Linked DNA regions of Homo sapiens: region 2 is linked to region 1. Evidence: read pairs that join two places in POLR2A ChIA-PET (ENCODE). Cell type or tissue: Caco-2. All regions are shown on one strand. Links, peaks and the distances in the headings refer to the core of each region. The heading gives the core; the rest is flanking DNA.

Region 1 (10,304 bases), core at 670-8,669:
CCTGATTGACTGGGCCCAGGAGTACATTTAGGCCAGCGGAATGTGTTATATATTCCAGAGATTTCTCTTGATGAAGAGGATATTATCAGTCAGTAGACAAAGAGATGCCACCATGTAGCATGAAAACATAAGGAGAAGCTAAGATGAAAGTTCAGGGTTTAATCTAAATGCAGATTGCATGAATAATGTAAGGTCTGGAGAATTATATTAGGGTTATTGACCAAGAATCCAGGCCCAATAAAAAGGACCAAACAGGCCAGGTGCGGTGGCTCACGCCTGTAATCCCAACACTTTGGGAGGCCAAGGCGAGCAGATCAACTGAGGTCAGGAGTTCGAAACCAGCCTGGCCAACATGGTGAAACCCCATCTCTACTAAAAATATAAAAAAGTTAGCTGGGCATGGTGGTACATGCCTGTAATCCCAACTACTCAGGAGGCTGAAGCAGGAGAATTGCTTGAACCCAGGAGGCGGAGGTTGCAGTGAGCCCGAGATCATGCCACTGCACTCCAGCCTCTGCAACAGAGTAAGACTCTGCCTAAAAAAAAAGGAACAAACAGAATGTGAAGTCTAAGGAATAGCGATTCTTGGTGGTGTTAGATCTAGGAAGATTCTTATAATTTGTAGGTAACAACTGAGTTTGTGATCACACTTCCATACCTGAGGTCCTGTTACAGGAAAGGGGTCCCGATCCAGACCCCGTCAGAGGGTTCTTGGATCTTGCACAAGAAAGAATTCAGGGCGACTTTTGCAGTGCAAAGTGAAAGCAAGTTTATTAAGAAAGGAAAGGAATAAAAGAATGGCTACTCCAGAGACAAAGCAGCCTTGAGGGCTGCTGGTTACCCGTTTTCTTATGGTTATTTTTTGATGATATGCTAACCAAGGGGTGGATTATCCATGCCTCCCCTTTTCAGACCTTATAGGGTAACTTCCCAACTTTGCTATGGCATTTGTAAAATGTCACAGCGCTGGTGGGAGTGTAGCAGTGAGGACAACCAGAGGTCACTCTCGTCTCCATCTTGGTTTTGGTGGGTTTTGGCCAGCTTCTTTACTGCAACCTGTTTTATCAGCAAGGTCTTTATGACCTGTATTTTGTGCTGACCTCCTATTTCATCCTATGCCTTAGAATGCCTTAACCTTCTGGGAATGCAGCCCAACAGCTTTCAGCCTCATTTTACGAGATCCTCTTTAAGATGGAGTTCACATGCCTCTGACAATCCCTCTGACCTAGGTCTTTGTGTTAGTTTTCATGTTTCATGGATGCTCTAACTAAAATGGCTCCTGCTATAATACCATTCCCATCCTCTTAGCCACCACCCATTCTTTCTATTAGTTGGTGGAAAACTTTATTGAGAAGGGACTTCTCTACGTCCATCTCAGAGGAAACATGTTCCTGTTTTCTAGAACCAACCCCTTTACCACTTCTTTCAGAAACTTCCCTCATTAGAGGGAGAGCTGAAGATGTCTCCCTTTGAAACTCTAAAAAAAAAAAAAAAAAAAAAAAAGAAAGTTTAAGAATCCTTAGACTTAGTGATGACTTGTTTTGTTTCTATAAAAATTTATTCTGTGTAACAGCATTTACCGCCTGACTGCTATATTTTTAAGGAAACAATGAAATTTTTTAACTCAATTTCCATTTATATGCTAAACCTTGAATATGAGACCTAAGTAACTGCATGAATTAAGGTGTTTACTGCCTCCCGGAATAAACATATGTTAATTACAGACCAAAAGACCAAAGGAAAAATCCTCCTAACTTTACTTGCCAAACTATAGATAAAAAGAGACAGTGGCAATAACTCAGTCTTTGTTAATGTTTCATCAGCAATGTACCTTGATGTACAAATGTCAGAACTTGGCACTGCCTTTTACGTTTATTGACATTCCAGTTTAGGCATTCTACTCATCCCATCAGACCATTCCCACATGGCAGGTCCAATTGTATCTTGTCTGTTGTCTATATCCACATTGTTTCTTGGTTGGTTACCATCAGTGTAGTGCTAATTTTTACTTCTCATACATTGACACTAGTCAGTTGATGAACAACGTATAGACATAATTTTTGCCAACTTCTGCTGACTTTCAGTCAATAACTATCTGACACACTCACCCCAACCCTGATGGGAATATTCACAGCATTTGAATTTTTCTAAATTGAATTTGGGATGAAAAAAGATTCAGTAGTAATAATCACAATGTGTTTTATGATCACACTTGTTTTAAATACTGGGTATAGACTTCAATCTTAAAATGATGCTAGATATTTGGATTGTGTCTCTGAATAAAAAATTGAGAATCCTAATTTGAATAAACCAATTACAAAAATATATTTTTTGAGAAAATTGGGTAAATTTGATTATGAAGTGGTCCTTAGATTTTACTAAGGAATTCCTGTTAATTTTGTTAGTATAATGACATTGTGGGTATGCCCATATTATTTACTGATGAATACTTAAACACATAGAGATGAAGATGTTACAGGAAAGTGGTCCCGATCCCGACCCCAAGAGAGGGTTCTTGGCTCTCTCGCAAGAAACAATTCAGGGTGAGTCTGCAGTGCAAAGCAAAAGCAAGTTTATTAAGAAAGTAAAGTGGTGAAAGTACAGCTACTCCATAGACAGAGTAGGGCGTTCCCGAAAGTAAGAGAGGAACGTATCCACCCTAAGTACAATACTTGTTTATATACAGGATTAAAAAAAAGATTATGGGGAGATGTGCTGTGCTACAAGGGTTTGTGATAAAGGATTCATTTTCTTAATTACTACATTTTTCAAGAATCAATATTATTATCTTCAAAGCAAAATTAGGAATGCCTTTGTTCTCCAGATATCGGGATATTAGGACTCTCTCAAGTCTGGGTCTGTTTAGTAAACATCAGTATGTTCCCTTAACGGTAAACATCTAGAGGCTAGGAATACCTTTCTGGGAATGCAGCCCAGCAAGCCCCAGCCTCATTTTCGTAGCCCTCACTCAAGATGGAGTCCTCTGGTTCCAATACCTCTGACAAAATGATAGGAGTTCCGAGATTAGCTATAAAATACTCTAGCAAAAATAAAAAGGAAGGGTCTAGATGAAGCAAATGTAGCAAAAAATTGTTAAATTTAGGTATTGAGTGTATAAGTGTTTATTATGTTATTCTCTCTACCTTTTTTATGCTTAAAATTTTTCATAATAAAAATATATTTTTTTACATAAAAATATTTAAGATATAATTTTCAATCCAAAAGCAGCCTAAGAAGTCTAGTTCTTCTCTTTACAAATGAGGAAACAAAAGCCCAGAGAAGTTAAGAGAATGCCCAGGGTCACACAGGTCCCCTGACTCCCAGATCAGCATTCTTTAGGGTATATTAAGCTACATGTTATTTCCTTTTGTAATATTTGTAGGTAAAGGAATAATTTGGGCCCTATATTTTATAAACTAAATTTTGTTAATCCTGCTTATATATTATGTGAAGGATACTACCTATTAATAATTATAGAAAAAATGATCAAACTTACCAAATACGTATGTTGTTTGCACATTGATTTAAGAAACAGTTTTATTCTATAGGAAACATACTAAGTAATTGATATATGTGTTGTGGAAGGTTACTGAACTGGGAGACATGTTATCTTAGTTCTAGTCTGCATTCTATAGAAACAATTTACATAACCTTTGGTAAGTTGCTTAACCTCTCTGGAGCTGTTCATCCATTTATAAAATGAAGGTATTGAACTAAATGACCTCTAAAATTCAATTTAGCTCTACTATTGCATGGTTTAATGACTCTATGATAATTTTTTCCATTAGAGAAAGTACAGTCAAGAAAGGCATTTTAGAACTTGTAGCAAAATTTTTTTTAATTCTCCTGAATTTAAAAAATGTTATCCACTTATAAATAATGTTTTAAAGTTTATGTAGATGCCTCTCAGATGGTCCCTGAACAGTAAGTGGCAAATGAAGCTGTCCTAAAATAGAGGTTCCTTAATTTCAGTGTTTGGGGTTTCTTCCCAAACTCAGTTTCCTTACTAAAGTGATCAAAATACTCCTATAGTGAAAAACCTCTTCCTTTTATGTCTTAACTGTGACTGTTAGGTAAGTTTTGAAGATAAATAATTTTTTTTCTATAATCAGATGATTTTCTATGTCTAGTCATGCATCCATATAATCATCCTTTTTTCTGCCTCATAAATCATCTGATGTTTTTTCCTAAGACCTTTTATGGGTTTGGCTGGTCAGAGTCATCCTGAGAGGAATCAGCATCAGTGGTGGTCATGGGATGGTCATAGATACTAGTTTGGGTCCTATGGAGATAATATTTTTGATAAGCAGCTGTGGTATTGCAAGCCATACAGCAGTGAATGTCCTGTAATAATAACAATCAGAGCTGACATTTATTAACTGTTTCCTTTGGACCAGGAACATTGCTATCCTCTTTACACTTATTTTTCCATTTTCTCCTCATGCCAAGTCTGCAACGTATTACATTGTTTAACAGATGAGGAAAACTGAGGCTTAGAGATATAAAGTAAGTTGTTTAAAAAGTGATAGTCATCGTTACCATTGTTGGATGGTAGAATTTGGGGGATTTTTTTTACTTCAATTTTTTTTTTGCAGTGTTTTGAGTTCATAAAATCTATATCATTTTGACAAAGTAGTAATTTTTGTTTAAAAAAGGAAATTGTATCTCCCAGATATGAACAGTGGTTAATTCTCAGGGTGGGAATATGGATGATAGCTATTTTCCTCTGTATATTTACCCAATTTTTTATGTTTCCAAAATTTATGAAGAAATTTTTTTAAAAGAATAGGCTGGGTGCAGTGGCTCACACCTATAATTCCAACACTTTGGTAGGCCAAGGCAGAAGGATTGCTTGAGCTCAGGAGTTCGAGACCAGCCTGGAGAACATGGCGAAATCCCATCTCTACAAAAATACAAAAACTGGCCGGGTGCAGTGGCTCATGCCTGTAATCCCAGCACTTTGGGAGGCCGAGGTGGTCGGATCACCTGAGGTCAGGAGTTCGAGACCAGCCTGACCAATATGATGAAACCCCGTCTCTACTAAAAATACAAAAAAAATTAGCCGGGTGTGATGGCATGTGCCTGTAATCCCAGCTACTCGGGAGGCTGAGATGGGAGAATTGCTTGAACCTGGGAGGCGGAGATTGCAGTGAGCTGAGATCGCGTCATTGCACTCCAGCCTGGGCAACAAGAGCAAAACTCCATCTCAAAAAAAAAAAAAAAAAAAAAAAATTAGCCAGCCTTGGTGGTACATGCCCGTGGTCCCAGCTATTTGGGGGGCTGAGGCAGGAGGACTACTTGAGCCCAGGAGGAGTCGAGGCTGCAGTAAGCTGTGTTTGCACCACTACACTCCAGCCTGGGCAACAGAGTGAGACCCTATCTCAAAAAAAAAGAAAAAAAAAAAAGAATGTGCCGAAAACAGCACACCTAGAAAGTTGCCATTTGAGATTCAAATATACAACAATATGACAATAATATTCATCGTTTCTAAATAATGTATTTATCAAAACAGTGATGTATATACACTGTACAAAATTTAAAAGGATGTTCACTGAAGACTCAATGTTCCTCCTACCCCTGCCTCTGAGACAGCTAGTTTTCCTCCCCCAGAGGCATCACTGTTAGCAGTTTCTTGGAAAACTTCTGAAAATACATTTTTCATAGATAAACATACAGGGATATATTTTTTATACAAATGGAACATGCCATAATAACTCCTGTTTCTTGCTTTTTTCTTTGTCTTCATTTGACATCCTGGAGATTGTTTCTTATTTATTCATATATAGCAGTAATGACTGCATATACAGATATCTTCATTATATGGATGGCCTGTGCATTGTTTAAGCAGTCCTCTGTTGATAGACATTGAGGTTGTTTCTATTCTTTTGCTATGACTAGCTGTACTTCTATGAGTAGCCTTGTACATAAAGCATTTCACATGAGAGCAGATCTATAAGATAAATTCCTAAGAGTGAAACGGCTATGTCAAATGGCATATATACATGAATAATTTTGATAAATATTGCCAAATCATCCTCCCTAGAAGTTAAAGTAGTATATGAAAGAGCCTGACTCTCTCTGTCCTTGCTAGTGCAGTGTGTTACTAACTTTTCTGATTTTTGCAAATCTGATCATCATTGAAAGGTACTCTCTCATGTTAGTCTAATTCATATTTCTCTTAAATGAGTGAGGTTCAACATTTTTATGTGTTAAGAGCTATTAGTACTCTTCTGGGAACTGTTATCTTTGTCTTTGATGTCTTTTTTACTCTGTAAAATTTTGTTATTTTTATGTAGTCAGATTTGTCAATCTTCTTTTATGGTTTCCGAAATTTTTTTTTTTTTTGGAGACGGTGTCTCACTCTGTCACCCAGTCTGGAGTGCAGTGGCATGATCTCAGCTCACTGCTGCCTCCACCTCCTGGGTTCAAGCAATTCTCCTGCCTTAGCCTTCTGAGTAGCTGGGACTACAGGTATGTGCCACCATGCCTGGCTAATTTTTGTATTTTTAGTAGAAACAGGGTTTCACCTTGTTGGCTAGGCTGTCTCGAACTCCTAACCTCAAGTGATCTGCCCACCTCGGCCTCCCAAAGTGCTGCGATTACAGGCGTGAGCCTCTGCGCCCAGCCCTTTTATGGTTTCTGAATTTTGTATCCTTTTTTTAGAAAAGACTTCCAACATCATTTTTTAATCTTCCTGGTTTCTTCTGGTACTTTCATGGTTCCTTTTTAAAATATTTAGATCTTTGCTCTATCCAGAATTTATTTTGGTATAAAATGTGGTTATAAGAATCTCTTTTTTTTCCCCAGATGGCTACCTGGTTGTCCCATCACTATTTATTTAGTAATCCATCTTTTCTGCAGAAATTTAAAGGGCCATTCTTATCATATACTGAATTTCTCCTTTTGGAGTTCTGTTTTTTACTTCATAAGCATTAACTGTCAGTAATCATGGGCTCAAATTTACAAATCTCACAATATTTTCACTACCTTTTTAGATGGGGCAGGGAATTATTTGGCACATGGGAAAGAAGAGAAGTGATCATGTCTTTCCAATAGGCCCCTATTTGTTTGCCAGGGAGTAAAACTCAGGAACTGACATGGTTAGCAGCACAAAGCACCTGACCCACAGTCATAGTCAACCTTGTTTTGTGCCCCTCGGAGAAAAAAAGAATAGCCCTGTTATAGAGAAGGTGGCTTTGCCTGGGGAATATTCCACATCTTAGAATGAAGTTTCCTTCTGCTGCATAATAATATTTTCAGTTTAACTGTGCCTTAAATTACATTCTAAAATTAAAAAAAAAAGAAATCTTCCTCCCACTTCAGATACACACCCCTTGATTATGCTTTGCTTGGTGAGCGCCATGAAGTGATCCAGTTCATGTTGGAGCACGGTGCCCTGTCCATCGCAGCCATACAAGACATCGCCGCCTTCAAAATCCAAGCTGTCTACAAAGGGTACAAGGTCAGAAAAGCCTTCCGAGACAGGAAAAATCTCCTCATGAAGCATGAACAGTTGAGAAAAGATGCTGCTGCCAAGTAAGTATGAGCTACGCAGATTGCGTTTTCGCCACCCAGAATCAGGGTGGAAGTGGGGGTGTGGGGGGTGCTGGGGTGGCCAGGAGAGGGAAACAGATGAGAATCTGAATTACTGTTGGTCCCTGCAACCGGTCATCTTCCCTCTTCTCAGCACTCCGTCTTCTGGAACCGAGGCTGCAGTGAAGGACAGAGGCCTAACCTCTGCTGGGTAGTGATTCCTCTAGACTAGTCCCAATGTTTCAGCCCAGGGACAAACCACTCCCACCCATGGGAGGGAGTTGGGGATGGGATTGCTTCCTAGAATAAGCTGTAAAGAAATAACTGCTCCTCTTACCCTTCCTCTCTTTCCAAAAGAAACATGCCAATATCTAGCCTACTTTCACTAGACCAGTCTAAGTCTGGTTTTAATTTGATTAAAGCAAACAACTTGGTTTTTTTTTCCACTCAGTTCTTTTTTTTTTTTTTTTTTTTTTTTTTTCTGAGATGGAGTCTCACTTGCCGCCCAGGCTGGAATGCAGTGGCACAACCTCGGCTCACTGCAACCTCCACCTCCCAGGTTCAAGCAATTCTCCTGCCTTGGCCTCCCGAGTAGCTGGGACTACAGGCGCGCGCCACCACACCCGGGTAATTTTTGTATTTTTAGTAGAGATGGGGTTTCACCATGTTGGCTAGGCTGGTCTTGAACTCCTGACCTCAAATGATCCACCCACCTCATCCTCCCAAAGTGCTGGGATTACAGGCATAAGCCACCGCACCCAGCTTTCCTTCACCCATTTCTTAACACATCTGTACTAAATAAAGTAATTTACTCAAGAAATATTGATTGAATTCTTACTATACAGACAAAATGCTTGGCTAGAGCCCAGAGAGAAAATGGCAACTAAAAAAGCAAAATCCCCCCTGCCTCAAGGACTTCGCATTTTTTTTGGACGATGATACAAAATAGCTGTCTGTGCCTCTTGCACATTCTGATTATTTCACATAAATGATTGATTTTAAAGCTGGGTGCGGTGGCTCACACCTGTAATCCCAGCACTTTGGGAGGCCAAGGCAGGCGGATCACTTGAGGTCAGGAGTTCAAGACCAGACTGGCCAAAATGGTGAAACACCATCTCTACTAAAAATACAAAAATTAGCTGGGCGTGGTGGTTAGCACCTGTTATGCCAGCTACTCGGGAGGCTGAGGCAGGAGAATTGTCTGAACCTGGGAAGCAGAGGTTGCAGTGAGCCCAGATGGCACCACTGCACTCCAGCCTGGGCAATAGAGTCAGACTCTGTCTAAAAAAAGAAAAAAAAAAGATTGATTTTAGATTATACTTAGGTTTGCCTTTTCTTTGATAGATATGTTGGGTAGAAGTATTTCAAATAGCAGCAGTGCATCACATTAGCAAATACAGATACCAAAAACTCTGATGATAAAGATGTGGACAGGCAGATTCTTTTTTTTTGAGACAGTCTCTCGCTGTCACTCAGGCTGGAGTACAGTGGCATGATCGCCACTCACTGCAGCCTCCACCTCCCGGGTTCAAGCGATTCTTATGACTCAGCCTCCCAAGTAGCTGAGATTACAGGCTTGTGCCACCACACCCAGCTAATTTTTGTACTTTTAGTAGAGATGAGGTTTTGCCATGTTGGCCAGGCTGGTCTCGAACTCCTGACCTCAAGTGATCTGCCCACCTTGGCGTCCCAAAATGCTGGGACTACAGGCATGAGCCACTGTGCCCAGCCTGGGCAGATTCTTGAAAGATAACTTCCTGGCTGTATCTCGAATGTTTCTAAATCTTGAGTCCTTCTAACTCTTAAATCCTACATCTTACCCACAAGGGGGAAGCATAAGTGTACTAAATAATCATTAAAAGTAATAATAAGAGGCAAGATAAGTCATTTTAATGAGAAGTTAAATACCACTATGTACTGGAATGCTAATCATCATGTCAGCCTTCAGTAAATAGAGAAACATACCATTTTCTGTGACTCTAAAGCTACTGAAGTAGATGGCATCCGAGGAAATACTATGTTGTACTCTTCTCTTAATGATGCCCTCTTCCTTTCACTTTTGCCAAAGAATCCAGTATCAACATAAAGCCTCTACACCCCTCTTTTTCCAGCCTTCTTATAAAAGTTCTCTGCATGTGAGTGGCAAGCATAAGTAGATAATACACATGACAAATTATCCTGAGTTGCAAGTAAATGATCTCTGTAAAGGGATGGAATGTTGTATTTCCTTCTACTGATGTTTCCATAAACTCCAGTTTATTGTGTGACAATCTATTTTCAAAATTTGTAGTCATACCTACTTGAATATAAGGTGGGACTCAACAAAGGCAACACAACTGACTTTGTATGTCCCCTAAAGGGAGGCTGTAGATCTCTAAGAGATATACTTAAGTGGTGGAGAAACTGATTTCATTTGTTCTATTTCTCAAAAGTTATTTCTTAAAATCTGAGTCAGTGTTTAATTTTGCGTTTAATTCTTGCTTGAAGAAACAAACATCAGGATGCTAAACTCAGTCCTTGCTGCTGCTGCCTCATTGACTAAGCTGGCCCAGGCACAGCATGTCACCTCGGTGTACCTTTCCCAGTTTATTATGTTAGGATGGCAGAAATCATTTTCCTCAAAATGAGGATGTGAAAGGCACTTATTAAACTTAAGTAAAGTGATTTCTAATTTACTGAAAGAGAAACCGGGAGAGAAAAAGTTATAGCGATATTTACTAAGACAGGTAATGTTAGAAAATGCTATTTAAGGAATATCTATAATCAATTTG
Region 2 (10,304 bases), core at 1,546-9,545, 1.0 Mb before region 1:
TCCTGTGAGTTGCTTATTACATGAAACAGGTGTCTTCATTTTTGAAATGCAGGGAAAAATGTCTCAATTTCATTTGGAAGAAATTAAAGATGATAGTACCCATAATGGATTTTTTCCCTGATACCGAGTTTGATGGTACCAATTATAGCTAAAAATTATGCCTTTAATTTGGAAAAGAAATCTGTCCCTCTGTCCAGAGGGGCCTTTTCCTCTGGGGGAGATGCTGCAGCCACATGGGGGAGCTGTTTGGTTGTGAGGGGTGCATTCTCTTTGCTGCACCCATCTGCCTAGCCATGGTCTCTAGTGGACTACTAGCTGAAAGTCACTGAATTTTCTGAGCTAGTGATTTATAAGATGCTAGTTTCGGTGGCAGAACAGGGAGATGCTTCATTCAGCAGAAGGAAGAGAAGGAAAATTGGGGGTTGGGCATAAAGATATACAACATTATTATGTAGCTGCTTTGGGCTCTGATGGTACAATGCTCATACATAGCTGAGAATCGTGTCCAATCTGTTCCTTTTTTGTTTGTTTGTTTAATTGTAAAATACACATCACAGAATTTACCATCTGAACCAGTTTTAAGTATATAATTCAGTGATATTAAGTACATTCATAGTGTGCAACCATCACCAAACTAAAACTCCATGAATTAAACAATAACTCCTTCTCCCTGCCCCAGTCCATATGGACCTCATATAAGTGGGATCACGTAGTATTTGTCTTTTTGTGACTGGCTTGTTTCACTTAGCATAATGTCCTCAAGATTGATCCAAGCTGCAGTATATGTTAGAATTTCCTTTCTAAAGACTGAACAATAATATTACGTGTCTATACTACATTTTGTGTTCCTTTCTCTTTAAGGTATTCTCTTTAATAGGTATTCCTAGATTGTTGTTTCCTGAGCCCTAGGGAATAGGGATCTATAGTAAGTCTGAAAGCCTAATTAAATCTTTACCTTGGCCCAACAAATCCTCAGTCTCCCTTGAGCATGGACTATAATTCTAACCATTTCTGATGGATGCATAAGCTAGCACATGCTGAGTAGAAGCTCTAAGTAATTAAAACTGGAAAAATGAGTTACATTATAACTGCAGTTTGGGTCAAGCCTGTTAAGCCATTGGGGAAAAAATATGTTAAGAGAAAAGGCCCAGTGAGTCCATGAAACTAGTAGGGATTAGAAAGAGTAGGGTCTGTGGGCCCTAATATTACCCTAGACATGTTCCAGTGAGACAGTGGATGAGGATAGCATCTGTGCCTGGGAGAAGCTAAATATGTTGTAGCTTCTGTTTTCACACCTGTCCTTATCAGTCTTTTTTTCCAGGTGCCAGTGTCCCCACAGAAAGAATTGAAAAGGATGTTTTGAAATCATGCAAATGTTGGCATCAAGTTAAAATAGATGAAAATGCCTACAAAGCTGGATTCATTCAACAGAAAATACTGTCAAGCATGTGGAGCTCCTATGTGCAGGGAGCCATGCTCTTGATTCCCATAAAGCTGCCCCTTGGTAGCTCCAGAGCCATTGTCCCTCTCTTCAAATGCCGGAGGAGGGCCAGGACCAAGTTTGTTTGATTCTTTGGGTGCACCTTCTAAACTTAGCGTATCTACTTTACTCCATCTTCTGTGATCGGAAGTGTTCCTGACGTGGGTTCAACTGCTGGCCCTAAAACATAAGCAATTGTGTGATCTTGGGCAACTCACTTCTCTGGATCTCACTTTTCTTATGCATAAATGAGTATAGGTGTGATAATTCCCAACAGATAAGAGATTTGACGAGAAAGCTGTAAGAATGCTGCGTTAACTAGCTAATGTAGGGGAAGCTAAAGATCACCTCTACCATCTTAGTTCTTCAGTGGGATCTTCAGCTGGGTCTGGAATCAAATTGATACAAGACAAATTAACAGGAGGAAAGCATGCACATTGTATTAATTTTTACATTGTACATGGGGACCCTCACAAGAGAATAAAGACCCTAGGAAATAGCCAAGGGAGAAAACTTACAGGTTTTAGACAAAGAACAATAAATTTGTGAAGAAATGACAGGGCAAAGGGATCTGAGATGGGGGCAGTAAATTCTAGGGAAGTCACCAGGAGATATATGGGGTGGAGGGTTGTAGAGATAGTGGAATATAAGGGTTTCTTCAATAAGTTTATTTGTACAGGTTCATTGCAGCAGCAATGCTCAGGGCCTGATATTTTCTCACCTTGGTATGGGGAAGGCATCCTCCTCAAAGGATATTTTATGGTTTGCTACATGTAGGAAAGTACAGGTCAGATAACCCTTTCCACAACTACAGTTATTTAAGTGCTTACAGTTCCTTAAATAATCAATATATCAAATCGGCATATTTTGGGGTAGATCATCCTTAACTCCTTGACTAACAGTTAACAAGTGCGCATTTGCAACAATTTTAGAGATACGGTTTTTTTATTTAATAAGCAATCTAATGAGGAGTTTGCTCTTTGCCCCATTTTACACAGGAGGAAACTGAAGCTTAAGCCACTCAGCTGATAAGTGGAAGAGCTGGGATTTCACTGCAGATCTTTGACTGACCTACTAGAGTTACGTAGATGGGAATCTTAAGTATTTGGGGTGAGGGAAGGATATCCCAACAATAGAGCTTGAAAGGTAGTGCCTTTAAAAATAACAGTCCCAAGAATATGCCCCACTATTGTTTGATGTAATTCAAGCCTTAAATAGCTTTAGTTTGAGGTTTTAGATTCTGCAGAAGGAATTGGTTTTTGTATTTCAGTCCTTCTGAGCTTTGTTCATTCTATGGAGCTCTTGCAGTTATAGAGAAAGCATAGTGTTTAGGCATCAGCAGACATTTACTGGGCACTGTGTGCCATGCCCTTTTATTGGGGTTTTAGAAATGACCTGGCAAGGTCATTAGCTTAAATGGACTGGGCATTTGTATACTAGGATCCTATTCCTATCTGGGGCTACAAATTAGAAATGGCTATGTGATTATGGAAAAACCAGTAGGAAGCCCTCTCAAACCCCCTTGCCATTGGTGAAATCAAATAGTCAGGACCACAGTTTAAGAACTAGTATGCTCATGGTGTATGGGCTGTGGTGCCAGGGATTGCAAAACTGGCACTGTCCCCAGGAAATCCATACTGTGTGATCGCTTGTCCAACAGAGGAAAAGCAGAGAATCCTGAGATGCCCTAGCTGGAAGGGCTGCGAGTTCACTGGGTTTTCTCCATTGTATGACAGAGGAGACAGGCCCAGAGAGGGGAAGGGACTTGCCTGAGATTGTGCAGCAGGTTTGCAGCAGAACAGAGGCCAGAACCAGTCTTTTCTGTTTCCAGATCAGGGCTTCTTCCCAGTACTGCACTATGAACCCAATTTTGAGCCTGTGCATAAGCCTGTTGACGTCTCTAGAGGGTAGGCTCTGGAAGTAGGTAAACTAAGTGGTAGGCTTTGAATAGTGGGCATTGTTAATCAAAGGGGAAGGAGTGAAGACAGCAAGACTAGCTAGTAAAAATAAAATCAATTATGTTAGCAACTTTAGGAGAAAGTCAAGTTCATGAGACTTTATAGAGACAAAATAGGGAGAAGCAGCTAGCAGAACTGCAGTGTTTTGCATTTTTGTGACCACAAATGTTAGGTGAGCCTGGAACACAGTGAAATTGACCAAGTAGGGTTAAGGTTTGAGAAGGGCTAAACTGTTGAAATGCTATTCCTGGTCACTCTGACAACTGGGTCTCTTTCCCATGCTGAAGGCATTAAAATAAGATAAAACATGCAAATGCACCAAATTGGAATCAAAGGTATAGTCATACAAAGTCTGGATTGCTCCATTTTAAGGAAAGGTCTAGAAGTTTATGCCTCAGAAAGCAAATGAAGACATGAGGGGAAGAATTTGAATTACATATATAAAGATTAAATTAGTCCTGCAAACATGCATACTCATTTTTCTTCCCATTGACTCTGGTCACACGCATCGTAGATAATGAATCACGTAGTTGCGTGCTCTATTGTCTTTCCTGTTCTACTCAATAATACAGTTGCCAGTAAGAAAACATGCTCATTCTTCTAGGGATCTATCTAAATTGGTCTGGGTTGTAGAATATAGAGCAACTTGCTGCTTAGATGAGTGGTTCCCAAACTTTAACATGCATCAGGGGCACCTGGAAGGAATCTGCAGCTGCTACATAGCAGATTTTGAGATCACTCAACTGGGAGTCTCCACTCCCTAAAGCAGGAGCCCAAAGCAGAAATCACAATGTGGGGCCAGGGTCACTGGGCATATACTTTATTCTAGGCCCATCACCCAAACAGGTGTGTTAAATTTGTCCCCCTTTCTCTTCTTTGAAGTTGTAACCAGGGTACTATTTGTTTTGCGTTGTCTGCACTGTGTCTGGGGAAGTACGCCTTTTCGTGTGTGTGCTAGCACCTGCTGGGATGCACAGTCACAGCTGTAGAGCTGGAAGGCCCTGAGAAACCACAGAGCCCTTCATTCTGTTCTTTTTTGCATAGCAGTGCCTCTTTTTATAGAGGATGTATTAGGCTGTTCTCGCACTGCTATAAAGAAATACCTGAGACTGTGTGATATGGTTTGGGTCTGTGTCCCTGCCCAAATCTCATGTCAAATTGTAACCCCCAGTGTTGGAAGTGGGGCCTGGTGGGAGGTGATTAGATCCTGGGGGCAGATTTCCCCTTTGGTGTTCTTGTGGTAGTAAATTATTGTGAGATCTGGTTGTTTAAAAGTGTATGGCACCTCCCTGCCTCTCTCTTCCTTCTGCTCGGGCCATGTAAGAAGTACCTGCTTCCCCTTTGCCTTCTGCCATGATTCTAAGTTTCCTGAGGCCTCTCCGGCCATGCTTCCTGTACAGCCGTGGAACTGTGAGTGAATTAAACTGTTTTTTTGTTTGTTTGTTTTTTTTTTTTTTTTTTTACAAATTAGCCAGTCTCAGGTATTTCTTTATAGCATTGTGAGAAACCACCCCCATACTCTAATCACCTCTCACCAGGTTCCACCTCCAACATTGGGGATTGCATTTCAGTATGAGATTTGGGCAGGGATACTATATAGATATCCAAGCTATATCAGAAGACATGCTGCCTGAGCTCAAGCAATCCTCCTGCCTCAGCCTCCTGAGTAGGTGGGGCTACAGGCATGAACACCATGCCTGGCTAACTTTTTTTTGTTTTTTGTAGAGGTAGGATCTCAAATTCCTGGCCTCAAGTGATCCCCCTGCCTTGGCCTCCCAAAGTTCTGGGATTAGAGGTGTGAACCACCATGCCTGGCTTAAAGCAATTTTCTGATGACTGATTATGCTTTCCAGATATCTTACTCTTGAGAAAGGTGGTACCCCACATTTGAAACACAAGCATTTTGGCTCACTAGAAGGATATATCCTCCATTGTAAATAAAAAGTCGGCCTCTTTATGCATGAGGCAAGCGTTGTTTCTGTTTAGATTGGTCTGGATCTAGTCATCTTTAGTTGTTCATCTCCAGGTGAACTGAGAAAAATCCAGTGTTCTGATTTGAGAAGCCAAGAAGACCTTGGCTGATGGTAAATTTTTAGCAGGGAATCTGGTAGTGACCAGTTTGCTTAGCAGAGCTGATGGCATTCACATCACCATGTATAGAACTTGGACCAGTGAAGGCACAGCCAGCTGGGATTTGCTGTTACACATAGCAGCTTAGGGAGCCAGATTCTAGTGATCACTTATGTGTATTCTTTCATTCCTGAAATGAACTCCACTTGGTCATTGTGCTGAAAAGAGTTATCATAGCCAGCCAGACCCTGCTATTTCTAGAATGTTCTGTTTGCAAGGTTGGACCTTGGCTGGTGTCTGAAAACTTGGCATTTGAATCATTCCCTAACTGATAAGGCTGATTGGGCTGATTGACAATGTGGTTTATCCAGTACACCAGCTTTCCTTCTGAGGAAGGTAATTCCTCTGAGAGTCTGGAATTTTGGTAGTTGCCAGGCAGAAGAGGCCCATGTGGCCAGCCACCAACAAAAAAACCTTGGGTGCTGAGTCTCTAACAGGCTTCCTGGCAGAAACATTATTGCATTGATTGTTGCTAGAGAAAGGAACTTGCTTGCAGTGTTCCTTACAGAAGGGAGAGAATATAGGAAGACTGTGCATGGATTTCTCCATTCCACCCATGTCTTTTTCCTCTGGTGATTCTGTTGTGTCCTGATATGGTTTGGCTGTGTCCCCACCCAAATTTTATCTTGAATTGTAACTCCCACAATTCCTGTGTGTCATGGGAGGAACCCAGTGGGAGGTGATTGAATTATGGGGGCAGGTCTTTCCTGCACTGTTCTCATGATAGTGAATGAGTCTCATGAAATCTGATGGTTTTAAAAACAGGAGTTTCCCTGAACAAGCTCTCTTTGCCTGCTGCCATCCATGTAAGACGTGACTTATTCCTCCTTGCCTTCCGCCATGATTGTGAGGCCTCCCCAGCCATTCAGAACTGTAAGTTCATTAAACTTCTTTTTCTTCCCAGTCTCAGGTGTGTCGTTATCAGCAGCATGAAAACAGACTAATACATGTCATTTCCCTGTAATGATCCTTAACTGTGAGGACGATTATATATTGAAACCTGAGTCATTCTAGAAAATCATTGAATATGTGGTGGTCGTGGGGACCTCCAAAAAAGTCGTGATGTATTATTTTTAATGTGCTACTGGATTGTGTTTGCTAATATTTTATTTTCTTTATCAATATTCTTAACTTCAATTCCCCTTTATCAAACTTTTACTGAAAGCTTTTCCAACATTCACATTGTTCTAGATATCTTGACATATAGCAACTTCTGTACTCTTTTGAGGAATTCATGACAACCTCTTTTACAGGTGAGAATACTGTTGCCCACAGAGGTGGAGTGACTCACACAAAGTTCTATAGCTACTGACTGTATAGCAGAGAGGGGAGCCAGGGCTGTCTGCCTCCCAGTTAGGGTGACCATTCTGGTTTGCCCTGGATTGAGGGGTTTTCTCCAGGCTGAGGGGTTTCCTGGGACATGGGACTTTGAGTACTAAAACAGAGATAGTCCTGGACAAATCAGGACTGTTGGTCACCCTACTTAAGTCTACAGCTTTTAAAAAAAATACTTTATCCAAGTGGATGCTTCTATTTTCATGAAAGAAAGCTTGTCCCCATTAGGATTTGGGCATATTTAGACACAAATTGGAAGTGCCAGACACCTGGTCTTTCAAGGAGAACAATTTCCAAATTCCTTTTCTGAGTGCCATACATTCTGCATCTCCCAACCTAGTTTGCTTTGTGCTTGGCTCTTTGCTCTTCTCCACCAAGCCCCCCCTCCCCCCGCTCTGCCCACCACATTTTTCAACATTACTGGTTTTAATTTCCTTTACCATCCCCGTTGCAAAAACTTCTTTCCTGATTTAATTACTATTTCTCTTAATTCAATTTTATGCTCTTGATTGTCGTTAAACTCCTAAAGTTGTTTCTCCAAAGAATTTAATGGCTAGGCCTTGTGCTTAGAGATTAATTGTTGTCATTTTGCTTTCAAGCACAGGTACTTTCTTACTTCTCTTCAGTTATCTTTGGGAGAAAGGAAAGTGACCATCCTTCTTCCCAGGGCTGCTCTGAGAACAAACACTGCCGGGGGCTGCCTTTTGAGAGAGAGAGAAAGCCAGACCTCTTAAATTTGTCTTCCACCTTCTACTGACTCTAATCTCAGCATCTGTGAATAGCCAGAGAACCTCTGGCTCCTCAGGTGGGCTCAGGCCATGAACGGATTGTAGGGAGGGCTCTAAAAACAGCAGCCCAGGCTTGAGATAGGGTGGCTTTCTGCCAGGAGGGATTTGCACAGTGAAGAGGGGGAACAAGGGCTGGCTCTAGCCTCAAACATCCTGCCTGGCCAAGGTCCCCCAGAGGAACTAAGCCTGTGACTCAAAGGAAAAAGGAATACTTTTGGTTAGAATTTCCCTTCCCTGGAATGTCCCTCTTGGGGATAAACCTACTCCTGAGCATCTTTCTCACGTTCACTGTACAGTAGCTAAAAGGCTTTGACCTTTGAGTCTTCTCCCTGCAGCCCACAAACTCTTGATTTTCCCACCTCTGTCACCCCTGGATCTCCTGTTTTCCTGTGCAGATCCTTGACAAACAGTGGCCAGAGGTAGAGGAATGATTTCAGGCTGGAGCTCTGGCAAGCTCCCTTTACAATCCAGTTGTGTAACTCTGCCCCTGTGTGGGTGAAGCAACCCTGAAAGGTAGAAAGCACAGGCTCTGGGGCGGGCCTTAGACCCTGCCTGGCACTTAATGAGCCATGTGATCTCGTGGCTCAGCTGCCTCTGAACCTCAGTTCCCTGGTCTGTGGATAATCAGATATAGAACCGTATAGAAGGGATGCGGGGCTGACTTTTATTTCATGTGAGGGTTAAATGAAAGAATTGAAGTAAAGTATTCAGCACAGTTTCCTGGCACATAAGCCTTAAATAACAAATATTATCAACATTGAGTAGCATTTGGTCCTACATCAGTCATAGAATCTTCAACTTTTAGGACTGAAAAGGAAACCGAAGTCCTGTAGGCCAACCTTCCCTCCCCACTCCCAATTTGATTATGAAATCCTCTATTCAGCCTTTGACTTTGCTAGCAGACCTTTTGTGATGGGGCAGCTCACAGCTCTTGGGGAATCCCTGCCTTCTTTGGGCCATTCTGTAAATGTCAAGGAAGAGCTCTGTGTACATGTGTGATGTATTTAAACTGCTTTCCAGTTGCAGGGAACAGGAAGCCTTTCCCTATTCCCTATTCAGGTACAATAATGTAGGCTGCTAGGGAACAAGATCGAACAATTGGAGAAGGCTTTTGTGGCTAACTCAGTGACGTACTTGCAGGTGAGGGTTCCAGACTCCAGAGTCTCCCTTTACCTAGTTCTTGGGAGTCTAGTGCAGCTGAAGACGAGGTACTGCGGATGAAGAGGAAGACGAGGTACTGCGGATGAAGAGAAACCCAGATGATCCAGGCACATTTTATAGACAAGGCCTCAACGACCCCAAAGGAACCTTTGAAATCACCCTTTTCCTGGGTTCACGACGACTTGTAAACGATACCATCCATCCCTGCTTATTCATAGTTATTAAATACCAGAATAAAGAGATTAGAGCTCATGAGGTGCTTCGTCCCCATCACTCGGGCTGCTTGGCTGCATTTATGATGAGAAGGCTCTGGGTGTTTAATAAAGTATCTGATATGTCTAATAAAATCCTCCCATGGCCCTGCTGATGTTACTATAATAGCTTCATGTCACATGCTCTTGTGCTATTGAGCCAGTACCAGAACATATTTTAAATTCTTATTATGTCTATTTAATTTTTATTTAAAGGAAATTTTCAAGGTTTAAAGCAGGTACCGAGGTACCTAGGTGTGAAGACCTAGAAATGTGCTGTAATATTTATCAAAATAGTAATGGAGTGATTTAAGGATAGTATAGGAATAAGCAACTGTGCATTCGTGGCTTATCTAGTTATAGATCTGTACTGTTCCCCTAAGAACTGCAATTTGTGAAATAATGGCTTCTCATTGTTATGCCACATCTATTTATAAAAAGCTGAGTTTATTCTCAGTGCTCAGTAGTTTTTTTTTGTTTTTTTTTTTTGAGACAGAGTCTCCCTCTGTTGACCAGACTGGAGCACAGTGGTGCGATCTCGGTTCACTGCAATCTCCGCCTCCCCGGTTCAAGCAATTCTTATGTCTCAGCTTCCTGAATAGCTAGGATTATAGGCGTGAGCCACTACGCCAGGCCTCAGTACTTAAAAGATTTTATCTTACTTTAATGATATATTTTATATAAGCTTCTGGAAGGTTAGAGCAGGATTGGACCTTAGAACTTAATTTGACCAATTCCTTCCTGACAGTAATGACAAAATTGAGGCCCAGAGAGGGGAAGGAATTTGCCCAAGGTCATACACGTAATAAAGGCAGAACTGGGATTCAAGCCTAGATTTTTACACTTCATGCTCTTGCTACCATAATAAGAAGCCCTTAAAATACCTATACGTACCTGGCTTTCATATACACACCTCCATGAGAGGGAGGCAACGTGTACACGTAAACATGCTTGTGACAAGGGAATTGGCAGTGATAGCTGTTGTCACTGGCCGCCAGGACCCACATGGCCTATCTGGTTGCTTAGGTGGCTGTTCTCTTTCCTCTCTCCCTCTTCCTCTTGAGTCCAGGTGTAACTAAGGCATTATAAAAAACAGACAAACCTTGACATCGGAAGAGCTGACTTTCTTTTTTTTTATTTTTATTTATTTATTTTTTTATTATATTTTAAGTTCTAGGGTACATGTGCACAATGTGCAGGT

Evidence for each region. ChIA-PET counts read pairs that join two places held together with the same protein. Peaks named below come from ENCODE experiments on the same cell type or tissue, not always from the same donor. Only the 100,000 strongest peaks of a DNase experiment are listed, where the experiment ranks them.
Region 2: POLR2A ChIA-PET joins it to region 1 with 10 read pairs; 2 of 35 experiments call an interaction of 5 or more read pairs at or near these places.

The regions. Positions count from the first base shown.
Region 1 is chr9:100,265,541-100,275,844 of GRCh38, forward strand. INVS (inversin) reads left to right here. Exons shown (of 17, transcript NM_014425.5): 12 at 7,324-7,536. It overlaps LOC124902235 (a long non-coding RNA gene), which reads right to left. Exons shown (of 2, transcript XR_007061700.1): 2 at 9,402-10,304. Among named protein-coding and RNA genes, the nearest start is that of TEX10, 82 kb to the right of the region's middle. In Caco-2, for the core only: no CTCF peak of the experiment used is centred there; no DNase peak of the experiment used is centred there.
Region 2 is chr9:99,231,669-99,241,972 of GRCh38, forward strand. LOC124902230 (a long non-coding RNA gene) reads left to right here and starts at 6,298. Exons shown (of 2, transcript XR_007061690.1): 1 at 6,298-6,441; 2 at 8,832-9,104. In Caco-2, for the core only: no CTCF peak of the experiment used is centred there; a DNase peak (open chromatin) is centred at 5,847.